Regions from separate parts of the Mus musculus genome. Here region 1 is linked to region 2. The links are chromatin loops, found by intact Hi-C in ENCODE. Cell type or tissue: left cerebral cortex. All regions are shown on one strand.

What was found. A loop is a pair of places that touch in the nucleus more often than their neighbours do. Peaks named below come from ENCODE experiments on the same cell type or tissue, not always from the same donor. Only the 100,000 strongest peaks of a DNase experiment are listed, where the experiment ranks them.
Region 1: a loop joins it to region 2, with 2.4 times the contacts of the local background. A loop is called at or near these places in 3 of 42 quality-filtered maps.

The regions. Positions count from the first base shown.
Region 1 is chr12:15,676,305-15,684,304 of GRCm38, reverse strand. The region is part of intron 1 of Gm40287 (a long non-coding RNA gene); the gene reads right to left. Among named protein-coding and RNA genes, the nearest start is that of Gm40287, 74 kb to the right of the region's middle. In left cerebral cortex, no CTCF peak of the experiment used is centred here; DNase peaks (open chromatin) are centred at 1,710, 2,417, 3,624 and 6,312.
Region 2 is chr12:15,754,848-15,762,847 of GRCm38, reverse strand. No RefSeq gene overlaps it. Among named protein-coding and RNA genes, the nearest start is that of Mir6387, 42 kb to the left of the region's middle. In left cerebral cortex, no CTCF peak of the experiment used is centred here; DNase peaks (open chromatin) are centred at 1,905, 3,274, 3,777, 5,297 and 2 more places; H3K27ac peaks cover 2,707 bases.

The DNA of each region.
Region 1 (8,000 bases), 79 kb after region 2:
AGTGTGTGTGGGTGGGGGGGGGGGGCGCATGACAAGGATAAAAGACTCTAGCACAGGCCCAGTATTTCTATCCGTCTCTAACAGGACTTCAGAAGACTCAAGGCACACAGGAAAACGAATCATTATTTTATTTCTTACCGTGCAGAAGTGGATGGCACACTTCTAAGAGTGTTGCTGGCTATGATAATTTTGTTTTTATTCCATGAGGAGAATTGACTCAAAACCAGAAGAAGATGGGCACTGTGTTTGGGAAGCAAATGCAGAGGTCTCTGGACCATACTAAAAGTGGGTGTGGACTGAAGAGTACAGATAAAAGTCAAAGCTGATGGGGAAAGGAAGTGAAGCAGAGGTGCCTGGGAAAATGAGGTGGTGCTTTTTGGACAGTGATTATAGACATAATTCATCTCACAGGCTCTTCTTAAAATGTAAAGTGTGCATTCTTTATGAGAGAAAGAGTCTTCCTTTTGTTCTTAAATTGAGATTAGGGTAGTATTTTGTTTGCTTGTTTATTTTTACATTACCACGATGTCACCAGGATCTTCTAAACTTGGGTCATAGCATGTCATCTAGCTTGAGAGAGAGAGAGAGAGAGAGAGAGAGAGAGAGAGAGAGAGAGAGAGAGAGAGAGAGAGGAAGAAAGACGTCCCAGCCAACAGGTAGTTTCAACTAGCAGGGTACAAATGGTGGTGCCTCTGGAAGTGCCCAGCATCTGGGCCATAAAATTGTATGGTAGTCTCTAAGCTGAACAAGTAGCTTAGACACAAACTTTTAAATATCAATGCACCCTCAAAGCACCTATCTTTTTATTTTCAGGAGAAATATTTTGGAGAAAGCTAAGCATGCCATAGGCATTCCTTTATGAACCATCATTATGATTCAAGTTGAACATGTTCAATTGTGTTATCTGCCATTTTAATCTTCAAACATGTGCTTTATAATATTGAGCTAAACATGTCCCCAAATCAATATGCCACTGTTCCTTCTTGAACTATGAGCTTGAACTTGACATGTTCAAAACTATATTCCTTAACTGACCATGCTCAGGAATGTGCCATAGCCAAAAGTTTTCCTGTGTGAAAATCTATGGGCTCCCTAGAAAAAAAATCTCTACTTGTCCTTGGTTTGAAGAATGCATTGCTTAGAAAACAATTCCTTCCTTACCTGTCACCAGTAACACCCCTTTTCCCTTTATTTCTTAGCTGTGTTTATTTTAGCATCTATTCACCAAGATCCAATGCATCAGATCCTTTCCAGTCATTGACACAGCTCCAGATAAATTCCAGATAAATTGTAGTGAGCAAGCAAGGCTCACTACAGCATGGCCTGCCGGAATGCCTGAACCCTCAGATTCTATATCTATATATTATCTATATGTATATCTATATCATCTATATCTATCTATATCTATATGATTTAAAGAGCACTGAATGTCAATTTCTTTTTTCAGTCACATGGCCTGTAATATGAATGTGTTGAGAACATTGAAGGAAATTAATTTTAAAGCTTGTGTATATTTCGATGGAGGGAGAGTGCTAGAAGCCTCCTCAGTTCCAAGGAAGGAAACCATAATGAGCAGCAGAGGCAAAAATTGGAGCAAGCAAGGGTAAGGAATTGGAATAGATAGGGATTTGCTGGACTTGGAGATAAAAAAAAGAGTCTTTCCTCTAGGAGGTGTAGGTTGGAAGCAAGTGAATGAGAAGGCACAGGAGAAAAACAAAGCCCATGGAATTTAGCACAGCAGATAGGCTGAGAATCTAGCTTTACAGAATACAGTGTTTTATAGGATCTTGCCTGAAAGAGGCTGAGCATAGCAATGTAATGGCACCTACTGCATACTACTGAAGAATGAATCCTTTAGTGATTTTTTTTTCCTTAGCCTGGAATCTCTTAAAATGCTTCACTATGACCCCTCACTTTAGCATGAAATAAACAGCTAAGGATGAGGGTTTGAGCCACCCTTTTAAGTCTATTTCATGCAAGTCCAATAGCAACCATATATCAAATAATCTCTTTGAAAAATACAGAAGGAATGAAGGAGAAATGAGCAGTCAAATTACATCTGACCCAATTGTTCATACAAGTAGAAAAGTGGAAACAAAAACAATTTGTTTGTATGAATGGAGTGGGCTTATTTTTCATGCATGATTCACCAGATTCCTGAGCCGGTTATTTTGGGAGAATACAAATGGGAGAATTGTGCTTATTACTTCTGTTGTTTTCCTAAATCTGAGCAAATCTATGTGTGTATATATAAATGTTATATTTCTGAATCGTGGCAGTCATCAATCTTTTACTGCCACTCATTTTAAATAATTAGCTCCAATAATGGATCAGTTTTCCACGCTGGATACAAATGCAGGGAAAGGCTGGCCTGTTTTACTTGCTTGCTTCCTCCCACCCAGTCTCTAAATAAGAGTGAAGCATTCTCTACTACGCATGTGGGTGGCAACTCTTCTCTTGGAGCAGGGAGAAAAGAAACACAGGCAACTATGAGAGACATTTGAGAGAATATTGTTATTTGGCATCTTGCATTTACAATAAGCCTGGGACAGAAGTGTAACCCAGTCAATTAATGTTAAAATATATTCAAGTCAAGAGCACTTGGCTATTGTTACCCGAGGCTAGGCATAGAGTATGCACTCATTCCTGCAAGCTCTCTACTTATTTTGTGGAAAGTTTAAAAGTCTAAGAGTGGGTGCCAATGATATAAGTGGTAATATTTTGCAATCTTTCTTTTTTTTTATTGCTATATGCTATTTACAGTATCTCATCAATGTTTTCACAAATTGGAGCGCTTAAAATAAGTGCTATTAAGGGTGAAAAAAACTGACTGTATTTGTAAAATATTTAAAGAGACTATATATACATATACATACATAATATGAATTCAGAAGTACTTATAATCTTTTGGTAGAGAAAGATTGTGAGGGATTGAAGAGGACTGCAGTTAGCAGCCATGGCTACTCTTGCAAAGGACCTGGATGCAGTTCCCATAACCTACATGTTGGCTCCCAGCTCAAGGGCCTGGTTCTTTCTTGGGGCACTGCACACACATGGTACACAGATACACATGCAGATAAAACACCGATAAACTCATAAAATGAAAAAAGGAGAAAGTTTCATGCAGTGCCAATGGGAGAAGAGAAATTTAATTCAGCTAGGTGTTTTTTATAGCCCCTTTGGTGTTTATGTAATCAAACTTAATTTTACTATTCGAGGAATTAACCAGTGTGGTGTTTGCCACCTGCTATCAGCTAGCTGATTTTGCAATTATGTTCCTTATTGTTCATGCGTAGACTTGTTGGGGACTGTTTGTAGCCAACACATACACACACACACACACACACACACACACACACACACACACACACACACACATACACACACACTTATATACAATACACGCACATACATATGTGTTATGATTTTATGCTTAAATGAGGCAATCAGTCTTTGGTGGACTCTTCTCTAATTCTCATAGTAACACAGTTTCTGGATTCTATTATACTTTTATGTAATTTTGGCTCCCAAAGCCCAAAGCTTGCAATTGCTGAGGCAGAATAACAAGGCTTCTAAATGTATGCTACCTAAAGAAAATTGGACATGTTAATTTTCCCAGAGGCCCTCCAGTTAATTTCCTGAGGAATTTCGCTTTCTAGCACCCTTTGGTCCAAGCAGTTGGCAGCTCGAGAGTTTGCAGCTGATGCAAACTGTGGTACTGTGCTGATACAAATATCTCTTTCCATAAACAGCCATGATTGCTATACCTTCAGAGGGACGAAAGGAACCTAAAAATGCCTGCCTAGAGAAGTAACTCTTCGTTGTTGAGATGGGTGACCTTGACTTCAGTGAGAAATAGTTCTGGCTCTTTTGGAGTTCCCTCCCTGAGTAGACTGCTTTTGATCTTTCTCCTATGCAATCATCTACTGAAGGTGTTTGTGGATGTATTTGATTTCTTTTTTTGATGTGTGTTTCTTCATAGCAATATCTGTGCCTCTTGATCATTTGTATTTATACTACATTCTGCAATCCAAAAATAAATGCAAAAGCAAAATTAGGTGGCATATCATTATTGTTTTTCTGCTGTGATGAAATTAACACGACCAAAGCACTTTATAAAGGAAGAAGTTTGACTTACCTTATGTTTCCAGGGAGCTACAATCCCTACTTTCAGGGAAGGGAAGGCATGGCAGCAGAGTAGGAAGCTGGCTACTTACATCTTTATCCACACACAGGAGGAGAAGAGGGCATATTGAAGATGGGGTGAGGTTATTAAACTCTCAAAGCCTGGCCCCAGTAACCTCACTCCAGCCAGGCTGCACCTTCTAAAGGTTCCATAACTTCTCTGTATATTCCCACCAACTGAGGACCAAATTTTCATAGAGAAGACCTTAAGAGGGACATATCTTTTCCAAACCACCACAAGTATCAATAAAAGTTAAAGGCATAGTAAATATAGAAAACTGATTCTTCTATGCCATGCCTGAGACTCAGCTAGTTTCAAGAGAAGATGAATTAAGTGTTTTCTGCTCTCAAGTCTCTCAACACACATGGTGGCATAGTCATGAAGCAAATAAAAAGCATCATGGTGAGTAAATGTGAATGATGCTAGAGATTTGGAGTCAAATCCGGAGTCATCTTCATGCCATGCAAATGTTTTATGACTGAGCTACCTCCCCAGCCCATAAGGACTCTCTGAAGTATGAAGAAGCTGCAGCTCAGAAAGAGAACTAAACCCATTTTCTAAGCAGTTGGGTGTACATAAGAAAGACTATTATGAGAGCCAATTTTGAAAGGTCTGTGGAATACGGAATGTCATCTAAAAAGAATGACATGGATTGCATATGTCACTATCCGAGTGTTCAGAGCTAGCTATGGAAGGTCAGAGGAGGCAGCTACTGCTGTGCTTGAGGAGGAGAGGCAGAGCTGGATACATGATGGTGGTGTGTCCTTGTTGGTTTCATGCCAACTTGACCCAAGCTAGAGTCATCTAAAAGGAGGGAAACTCAGTCAAGAAAATGCCTGCATAGAATCCAGCTGTAGTGATTGATGTGGAAGGACCCAGGCTGTTTTGGATTGTGCCACCCCTGGGCTGCTGATTCAGGGTCTATAAGAGGGCAGCCTGAGCAAGCCATGATTAGAAATCCAGTAAGCAGTATTCCTCCATGGCCCCTGCATCAGCTCCTGCCTCCAGATTTCTGCCCTGTTTGAGGTTCTGTCCTGGTTTTCTTCAATGACAAATTATAATGAGGAAGTATAAGTCAAAGAAACCCTTTTTCCCCCAACCTGTTTTTTTGTCATGATGATTCTTTGCAGCAATGGAAACTCCCGATTAAGACACGATATAAGGCTAAGAAACAATGTCTGACTTTAAAAGAGATACTGTGCGTGGAATTCAAGCACCTGCAAACTATGCCATTTTCAATGTTATGTAAGTAAGCATACTACTTGGTGATACATAATATAGACATGAAGAGAGGCAGTGGCTATGATGAGCTCAGCCCAGCTTAATAGAAATGTTATTGGTGATTTTAATAAAATAATTCTTTCTCTCTCTTGTAAGACAGCAAAAAAAGGATCCGCAGGAGCTGTAGGGGTGGATTGTGATGGAGAGTGCTTACAGTGTGAACATGAGGACAAGAGTTCATATCCCAGCACTCATGCAACCAGCTGGGCTTCCTGCAAATGCCTAAAATTCCAGCCTTGAGGGATCCAACAATGTTACAGCTTCACAAGTGCACAGTTATGCATACCTGCACACACACATGCAGGCATGCACACATACACTACACTACACTACACTACACTACACTACACTACACTACACTATACAAAGGATTATGCTCTCCCTGAGATGTATCTATTTTTCTCTTTCTTTGTGTCTCAGGTCCTTAAGAGATAATGCCTAGGTGTGGCTGGTCATTATTAGCAGATACCTTTCTTATACCCATGCCGGGCCACAAACTCAAGACTTGGTGTCTTGAAACAATGTCACAGGACCTGTACTATCAGGAGATCTGGGATGGGCTTGAATTGGGTCTCTTTGTATAAGAACACATACAGAAGTCTTCTGAATGAAATAGAAGCATAGGACACTAAAAACAGGCAGTAGGGATGGGAGGGTGGAACTTAGACCTTAAGACACTTGCTAGCACTATGAAAGCCATGGATGTCAGGATTAAAGACTTGGGAGTCGCTGTGAAGGGACCTCAGCAGTAAACCATAAATGTTGCTGTGAATCTGCAGGGATGGCATTTTTTATTCTGGTACATTTGTGTGGTATGAAGAGAAGGAGGAATGAGGATGTAGGATGTGTGAATGGTGCTTTATAGTGGACTATTGTGGCTCAGGAAGGAGGCTAAGCATGAGAGAAATGTATATAATGCATTAGTGAAGGCCTTGAGTAAACTGGGTGAAATGTTTGAGCTCTGTGTGGGTGAGAGAAGCATGGGAGCCTTTACTAGACTTGCTTCTCAGCCTTTGCTGTTGGGTGACCTGGTTCTCCCCTTTCATGCCAGGCTGTTTCACATCTCTCTGGCAATTGCAATGCTAGGTCTACTCAAGGTATATAACCTTATGAATCTGTTGCTTGGAGTTATAAGACTGGATACGACCTCTCTTAGGACCCAGAGAGTTTGAAATCTAGTAGATTAGAAGAAAAGGATATGGCATAAAATATGTTGCAAAGTGAAATATTGAAAAAAAAAAGGAGGAAGAAGGAAGCCACTATACACAGAGAGCATCTCTGTTTTAGGGTCTGTATGTAGTTCATTTCCTTTAAGGCTCACAGCAGCCACTGAATTACACACAGTATCCATTTCTCAGATGAAGATGAAGTTCAAAAGATCAATGTAGCTTTTCCAAAGTGACAGAAGAGTCACTAGAGAAGAGATAGAGGTCGCTTTCATATCTAAAGTCTCATTGTTTCTGACAGATTGCTCCAGGACTCAACAATGAAAGAACTCATACCCAGAGAGATAGAGGAGGTGAAAATCAAGAAGGAAACATCTTGATTGAGGAACAGGAATCCAGAGAAATGGGGGCTGAGGAATGAGGATGGTTTCAAGAAAACCCAGTAACGACACAAACAAACATAGCTAAAATGGTTCATGCCAATAATCTCTTCAAAAAATAGTACATATGGGATAGCATTGGAAATGTAAATGAGGAAAATACCTAATTTAAAAAAAAAAGAAAAAAATAGTACATGGTCCTATTTCAAACAGCATGGCAAAGGACTGTTGAGAAAGTACCCAAGACTGGCTAAGAACAAAACAGAGGACAGAGGGAGAAATCAATGAGGAGTGGAGGCCATATAGGGTTGTGTATTGAAGGTCTGCAAGCCAGATGGTTGTGTTGAGCCATACCTATTGATATTTGTTCGAATATTTTCTGGGTACCTGCCATTTATATTTCTTCTTTTTCTGTTGTATGGATGCAACAATTATGTGCAGTAGGGCTTCCAAGATTAGCAAACACACAACCTGTTTTGGCCATAGAACCAAGTCTAAAATTCTATCTCTCTGGGCTATAGATCCCTGGATTGTATTGCATAAAGTGAATAAAAGAAATGAGGACAAAATTAACTTTAAACACATTTTTATCTGTGATTAGAGTCAGGCAGAGTGACTAGTTCCAAACAACACAAGGGATTAATGCTAGAGTCCATTTGGAAATTCAACCTCCCACTACCAGAGCCAGAACAATGTGGAGATCAGTTTTTGTTCGGACCTTTGAAGGCAGGGGTATACAGTTATCTTGGGATAAGCATGGCTTTTTGTGTTTATTGTGCTCTTGTTTTGAGAATTCAGTGTCTTTCTAGAGCTGACACGGGCAGTCAGAGGCAGCAGTTGCTTTCTTGTCATAGGCTTGTCTTCCAACGAAGGAGACCACTGTTTCACTCTCTGGTGGATCAGCAACAGGCAGATGCCCAGTGCTGGCCACATGTGATAGGGACTTTTTCCTGTCTCCGTGTGAGGTCAAGCCTTCTTGTGAGCTGC
Region 2 (8,000 bases):
CCTCCAGATTGACTTCCAGAGTGGTTGTACAAGCGTGCAATCCCACCAGCAATGAGGAGTGTTCCTCTTTCTCCACATCCTTGCCAGCATCTGCTGTCACCTGAATTTTTGATCTTAGCCATTCTGACTGGTGTGAGGTGGAATCTCAAGGTTGTTTTGATTTGCATTTCCCTGATGATTAAGGATGTTGAATATTTTTTCAGGTGCTTCTCAGCCATTTGGTATTCCTCAGGTGAGAATTCTTTGTTTAGCTCTGTACCCCACTTTTAATGGGGTTATTTGAATTTCTGGAGTCCAGAGTCTTGAGCTCTTTGTATATATTGGATATTAGTCCCCTATCAGTTTTAGGATTGGTAAAAATTCTTTCCCAATCTGTTGGTGACCTTTTTGTCTTATTGACAGTGTCTTTGCAATTTTATGAGGTCCCATTTGTCAATTCTTGACCTTACAGCACAAGCCATTGCTGTTCCGTTTAGGATTTTTTTTCCCCCTGTGCCCTTATCTTTGAGGTTTTTCCCCACTTTCTCCTCTATTAATTTCAGTGTCTCTGGTTTTATGTGGAGGTCTTTGATCCACTTAGACTTGAGCTTGGTCACACACTTCCTAAATGATAAAACCATAACCTGTTGTAAAGCTACCTGACTCCCCACCACATACCTCTTTTGATAATGAAAGCAAATGAGGCTAAAATCAAGGACAGAAGAAATGCATCCATTTCTAGGGGATGAGTTGTCTAGGAAGAGAGGACTGCACAGCCTACACTTCCTGCTTGTTTGGGAGACAGACCTTCCATCCTCAGAAGGAGAGTGGGCCCTGCTCAGCTACCACGGGAGCTGATTCACTGCAAGCCTGACTGTTTGATCAGAAAGAATGGCGTGGGTGGTCGTGTCCCAGACAGAAGACACTTGTCCAGATGGAGACGCGCCTGTACACTTGGATCTGCAGCAGACTTGGATCTGCTCAGCTTGTTTCCGGATCCTTGGGCTGCTCTCTTGATTGAATAGACTGCTGAGGTGGTGGCAGCCTGGAGCCCTGCCTTGAGGAGTTCTTGGATCTCTGAAGTAGGGCCCTGGTGAAGAGTGTCCAGAGGCCATAGCCAGTTGTGTTGAGAGAAACAGAAGACCTTTCTTTGATGAAGAGATTTGGACAGAGACAATAGTGGGCAACGGATGCTATTTATACAACACCCATCTGGTGAGCATTCTGGGTGCTTCCCTTCAGGCACACACTGAAACACAGCAGGTTTTCAGGCTAAGGACTGTCTGCCAGTGTTGAGCAGCCTAGAAGAGTGTGTTGCTCAGAACTACCTAACTATATGGAGGACCATCTGACACAGACCTCTTTTTCTTCCACATCATGTTCATCATTGTCAGACAGTGCACAGAGCCGTTCTATGCTATGTGCTAGGTGGTTTTGATATCTTGCTGAGTAGTTGTCATGCAGTCAGTATCTAGATGAGGTGGTATACATAAAGATGAAGTAACATACTCCAGAGGCATGGGATACTTTGGCTAGCTGACGCAACTATAGTCTCTGCCAGCTTTACATAGGTGGTAGGTGCTGTGCCTCTGATCTCACAGCCCAGGCAGGTTCATGCCGTGCTTCACACTCTTTGCCCCTGACTCACTGTTTCTTCCTGGAGGGGAAAAATCCTAAAATTTATCTTCCTAGAGAGCCAAGAAGACTGCTGCTCTCATTGGCCCACACAAGAGATGCTATGTCGCTTCAGTTCCCTGGAATTTGCAGGCAAATGTTACCCGGTTTTTTGTTTTTTTTTTTTTTTTTTTGGCAAAGCTAGAAGAACATGCCATATTCACAATGCCTGACTAGAGTACTAGGAAATGGGGCCCCCTCCTCCTGCCACCTCCAACTTCCTCTGCTCTCTTTCTGTCTTTCCATTCTTCCTACAAGTACCTCCGGGCCTGGCCAACGGCTTCACATCCACAGCCAAAGGAACAGCACTTCTGGCTCTTCCATGCTTTTTTGGAAGTCCCGTGGGAGTCTCTCTGGGTGTGGTGAAAACCTAAAATGTTGTCTGTCAAGGTTAGCCTGGCACCCTGCAAGTGACAGGAAGAAAAAGAGGGTCAGTACACGGTCTCAGAGCCCTTTGAAAGCCTTTCTCCAAGATAATGGAGGAGAATATTAGAGACCTCAGACCTACCTAAATCTGGAGGACCCCAGAAAAATCAGCACAATTTAGCTTTCCTGTAAGCTCATCGGAAGGAAAGCCAGGAACAAATACAGAGGGGAGAAAGGAGTGGAAGCATCCATCATTTCCTGCCTTCCTAGAGGGGATGGGTCTCTCCCAGGGACAGTGCTCTGGACTAGACAGAGAGGCAATGTAGTTAGTTCAGACTTCTCGTGGAACAGGCTGTGACTCGGCAAATTGTTTGTCTCTCTGGGTCTAAAAAAACATTCCTTGACATTCTAAATTTCCACCCAGGCCTGTTATGAAAGCCAATTTTAACTGTCAATTGATTAGATTTAGAAATATCAAGGACACTAAAATATATACCTTTGGGTGTGTCCATGAAGATATATGTCCAGAAATAGTCAACTGATGAGGGCAGACCCTCCCTTCCTTAAATGTATGGGCAGCATCATGTGTGTGGACCTTTGACTGAATAAGTAGAAGAGAGGGATAAAGTGGTGAGTGCTGGCATTCCATGGTCTTGCTTCTGAATCCATTAGGAATCAGTCCCATCAAGAGGAGTCCCAGGTCTGTGTTCCATCATGAGTAGACATAGCCTCTTTAGTTATGAACCAAAAGGAAACTTTCCCCATTTCACTGTTTCTCTCAGGTGCTTAATCTCAAGAAAGAGAAAAGAAGTTAATACAGGTAGAGAGACTCACTATAGACCAATGCATTCTCACTCTTTAATCTGAGTTAACAATAGTGGGGTCCAATGCATAGTTTTATGATGTGAACTCTGTATGAGAGTTTCTCTGCTGGCTCTGAGTTAAAAAACTTCACAGGTTCTCATTCCACCATTAGACCCCTGTTTTCTTAGGACACGAATGTGGATTAAGAAGACCATCATTGGTCAATGGTCACCTTGAGCCATTAGCACTGATGATTGGACTAAGTGTGTGAGTGGAAGAGAACAAATGGGAAGAAGAGAATATGTGAAGAGGTAGAATGGATGGCTGTGTTGTGTGTGCAGTTTTCAGTTAAGTCTTCCAGCAGGACCAGTTTGCATCATGGAGGAGAATTACATTATTTAGTGGAGTTTGGTGAAGTAACTTAGTAATGACTGTCAAGGGAGAGAGTGCTAGTTCTGGATCTACCACTAACTGACACACATCCTCCCACTTTCTGCTTCTCTACAAAATGAGGCATGTACAAAGTCTTTGCAATGATTGTCTTGTACAAGAGTGTTCTGCTTATTTCTGCTGGTCCCCTGTAGAAAAACACACGGCCACTCAGTATGCTTAAGTTGGTTGGAGAGAGAATTAAAGAAGGAAAGAAACAATAAAGGAAGAAAGAAAGGAAGGAAGGGAGGGAAGGAGGGAGGAAGGAGAGAATCAGTAGTTTCTAATGAACAGCATAGGAAAGCTGAATATAAAAGACGCTAAGAAGACAGAGAAAAAAGCAAAGAAGAGACCAAGACATGGGACAAAAGAGAAGCAAGAAACCAGAGAGACATAACACTGTGGCACTTGGATGCATTTCTAGGCAGCTGCCACCCTGCCATGCCTGGCATGGGCTCCCATCCTCATAGTGATACAGTGTGATGACTTCCTGTGAGGAGAAGCTTCTGTGCCTGGAGCTGATCACATGCCCTGCCTTTCTGCACAGTCACTGCTGTCTCTGTAGAACACTGGAAGTGGAATAATTAACACTTGTTCCCTTGCCAGTGGTGCAGCAGAAGAAACGGGCTCTGAAGCCTACTGCCTGACTGATGGATTGCTGTCCTGCTGTGCTTCCTAAGGGATTACCCGTGCATCCCCACTTCTTGGCAACATAGAGTCAACATGGGAACACTCTGGACATTGGGTTATCTAAGCATGGATCTCGTAAACAAACAAACAAACAAACAAACAAACAAACAAAAAACCCAAAAACACAGAGATCAAACTATGCCAGGAGATGTGTGAGAGAGATCATAATGAGTGTGACAATAGATAGCAAAGCTCTTTCAGAATCATCATCAATGGATGAACCTCTCCTCTAATGAATGCATTTTAGCATCACACTAACTTAATGCAAACCCTATGGGACGTCTTCACTTCCAGCAAAGAATTTAATTTTTCGGAACCTTCATGTTTTTACATACAAGGGATGATGGTCCAATCTTGTTGAAGCATAATGAGAATGAAAGGCTTGTCCTGTGCTTGTTGCTCAGGCTCTTTTCCCTGATACCAGGAGAGTCTCAGCAAATGCTGGTTCAATGTCAACCAAAGCATATATATTACTTGACCATCATCATTTTTTAAAAATTTAATAAAAAGTATAGGCTAGAGAAAGAGTTCAGATAGAAAGGCAAGTTTGAGGACCTGAAATAGATTCCAAGGCACCATATAAAAGAAGCCTACCATGGTGGCATGCTCCTATTATCCTGCTGCTGGGAGACAGAGTCATGTGTTGATCCCTGTGGCCAACCTAGCCTTCTTGGCAAAATCTAGGCCATTGAGAAAGCCTGTCTCATTGACAAAGTGGGTGGTGCCTGAGGACAGCCAAAGTTGTCTCCTGGCCTCTGTACACCTGTGTATATACACATATACAAATCTTATATGCCAAACAGTCAGAAAGAAGTAGAAACAACCAGCAGCCAGGGAGGTGCTGTGGCATTGACTCTCTAGCTGAGGGCAGCAAAATTCTTCCTCCAGGCTCTATTTTCTATTGACTTACTTAGCTTTGATGTTAGCTCAGATGTGCAAATTTCCTTCCTCTAGAGCAGTGGTTCTCAACCTGTGGGTCACAACCCCTTTATTAGACACTTACATTACGATTCATAACAGTAACAAAATTACAGTTCTGAAGTAGAAGCCAAAAATAATTATATTGTTGGGGGTCACCACAACATGAGGAACTGTATTAAGGGGTTGTGGCATTAGATTGGTTGAGAACCATTGTCCCAGAAAGATGTTTGTGGGGGCTATGGTATCCCTGGCATGATCATGTATAGCTTTTGCTAAAAATCTTTGAGCTTCAGCCTAATCGTCTTAAAGTGCAGTTTTTACTCTCTTCTGCACAACTTCTGTTTCCTCCCTCAAACTTGGAAAAGTATTTTTGTATTCTTCTATTTCCTGCCTTTTCTTACCACGTTTTCGAAGGAGAATCAGCTGTTCATACCATCTGGTCATCGTCTTACGGCTTAGAGCAGAATGTTTGGTGATATGAAATGCGGTGATTTTCACTTCAGGTACACAGCCACGGATGAAGAGAGTCCCAGACTCTTCATGTCATCTTGCTGAGTTAAGTTGATACTGAGTGAATGGCAGTCGATTACAGGGCTTACCATGGGACTATCCACATAGATGTTAACACATTTACAGTCACTCAGACAGACAGCACAAAACAAATGTGAAGTAAGGGAGATCAGGCTTCTAATTCCACCTCTGTTACTAACTTGCTGGGTGGTAGTTGAATAATTACATAATTCTATAGAGGAGGTTGTATTATTTTAATTTACAGATAACAATTCTGAGGTATGGTACTGCTAGTCTTTGCTCTGGACACCACATTATTATTGTCTTGGGCAAAAAATGTTCACATTTATTTCTGCTAGTCTCCAAATCGAGAACCCCCAAGTTTAGGTTTGAAGAGAAGGCCATCCATGTGGTTGCATCTTACTTCATGTTATTGTGACTTAGATGTGTAATGTCCCCCATAGGATCATACATTCCAGCACTTTGTCTCCCTGTGACTGGTGATGTTATGAAAATTGTAGAACCATTTAGACACAAGGGTTATGGTTGTAGGGGTGGGGCTAGGTGGTTATAGCCTGGACTTGGGTTCAGTCTAAGATCTCTGCTTTCTTATCCACCAAGATATGAGAAAGGTTCACACCCCCTGCTTCCATAGACAGGAGGAAAACTCACCTCTCATGCCTTGCCAGCATGGTAGATTCTGCTCCCTGAACCATGAGCCAGAGATTCCATCATGTGAGTCACAATTAAATTATGGAGAGATGCTGAAGAACTCTTTTAATTAGGTAGTCTGAATATGAAGTACTTCTCAAGAGTTAACTACTAAATGGGGGGTTTACAAGATAAGAGGTAACTAGGGGAAGAACCTAGGGATGCTAACTCTAGGATTTGCATGGCAATGGCTGTGACTGTAGCCTTTCAAGTGAGAGAGTACAACATCATCTATTGATGGACGAACACTCATGGAAAAGGGTGAGGGAGATACCAACCAGACTGCAAATGCCCATGTGGGCTTTATAGACAAACTAAAGTGATGGAATGTTGGGAAGTGACTATCCCCTTACTGTGAATAACATGAATTTTATATATCAATTTTCCAGAGACTGAGTAAGAAAAGATTTATAGGAATCAGGAGAAAACAGAAAACTATTTAAGGAATGAAACAGAAAAATGATTAGGGATAATAAGCTTGGCTGAGGTCATTAAAGACTGAAGATTAGGAAGCTTCCAGTTGTATTTCAAATATGCTCATGTGAGGAACAACATCCTTCTAACAATATCAGTGGAGAAATTTTAAATGTTGGAGATAGTAGCTAAAAGATGGCCTGAAGGAGCCGAGGCATGGAAGAGGAGACAGAGTAAGGGCAGAAGGAGGAAAAAGAATGAGTAACAGTGTCAGAAGACACTGAATGATCCAATCCAGTCAATATGGGGGAAGGGAGGAGAGGTTTGATGAAGGGGTGGACATGAGGATGGAGGGATATTTCCTACTGAGTGACTGAGTACTATAGAAGGGCAGTCAATGTGCAAACTATGAGAAAGGTATTGACCAAGAGGAAGCAGATAGACTGCTGGACATCTCACTCTATACAGTGTAAGACTTGGGATCTATTATTAGACCCCACACTGGAAAAGAAAAAAGAGATAGAAGAAAATCCAGGGATGATAGTACACACCTGTAATCATAGCACTGGAAAGAAGGACACTGGTGGAAGGAACCCTGGGCTCACGAGATCTCAGTTTAGCCTTCTTAGAGAACACCAGTCTAGTAAGAGACCCTGTCTCATAAGAAGGAAGAAGACAATTGGTAGATAATGACATTGCTTTAACTTCCATATGAAAACACATACAGAAAGACAGACAGACAGACAGACAGACAGACACACCATACCACACACACACACACACACACACACACACACACACTACACAGAAGCAGATCAGTGTATTATGCTGTATGCAGATCAGAAGGACCTCAGATGGTGTCACCTGGGAAATCCCCAGATAGCTGTTGTGACTAGATGAATGGATGGATGGATGGATGGATGTTCTTCTTACAGGGAAGCCCTCTTCTCCAAAGGTCACTGATCAGTTCCTCCCAGGAACCCTTTTTTCTTCAGCTGAAGTCCTCAACCTCCCTCCACTGCCCTCCTTTGTGAGCAGCCCCTATTGTGTGAAGTAAAAGTTCAGGGCTGGGGGTTGGAACAAAGCTTACTGAGGAAATGTTTGCTCTCAAGTGTTGGTGAAATGAGGGCATCACACACTTCCTGGATCTTTTTAGTTTTAAGAACATATCAGTGAACCCCCAGCATCCTAATGAGTTATGGGCTCTTGTGGTTATGTGGAAAGTGTGAAATGAAAGAATCTGCGTTTGAGTGATTTATGACCAGAGAATATCCAGAGACGGTTTCAAATCCCCCTAGGGGCATGTACAGCTCAGACATCATCTCCTGGGTGAGGCCCACCCTTTGCAAACTTGATTGTAAGGTTTCCCCAGTTATAAAAAGTATCCTCCATGCTGGCAGGATCTCACCCAACATGTATTTTATCAAGTACTCTTGATTATTATATTCTAATTTGTTTTCCTGGAGGGAGGTTTGAGAAACAATACTAAGAAGCCAAACAGG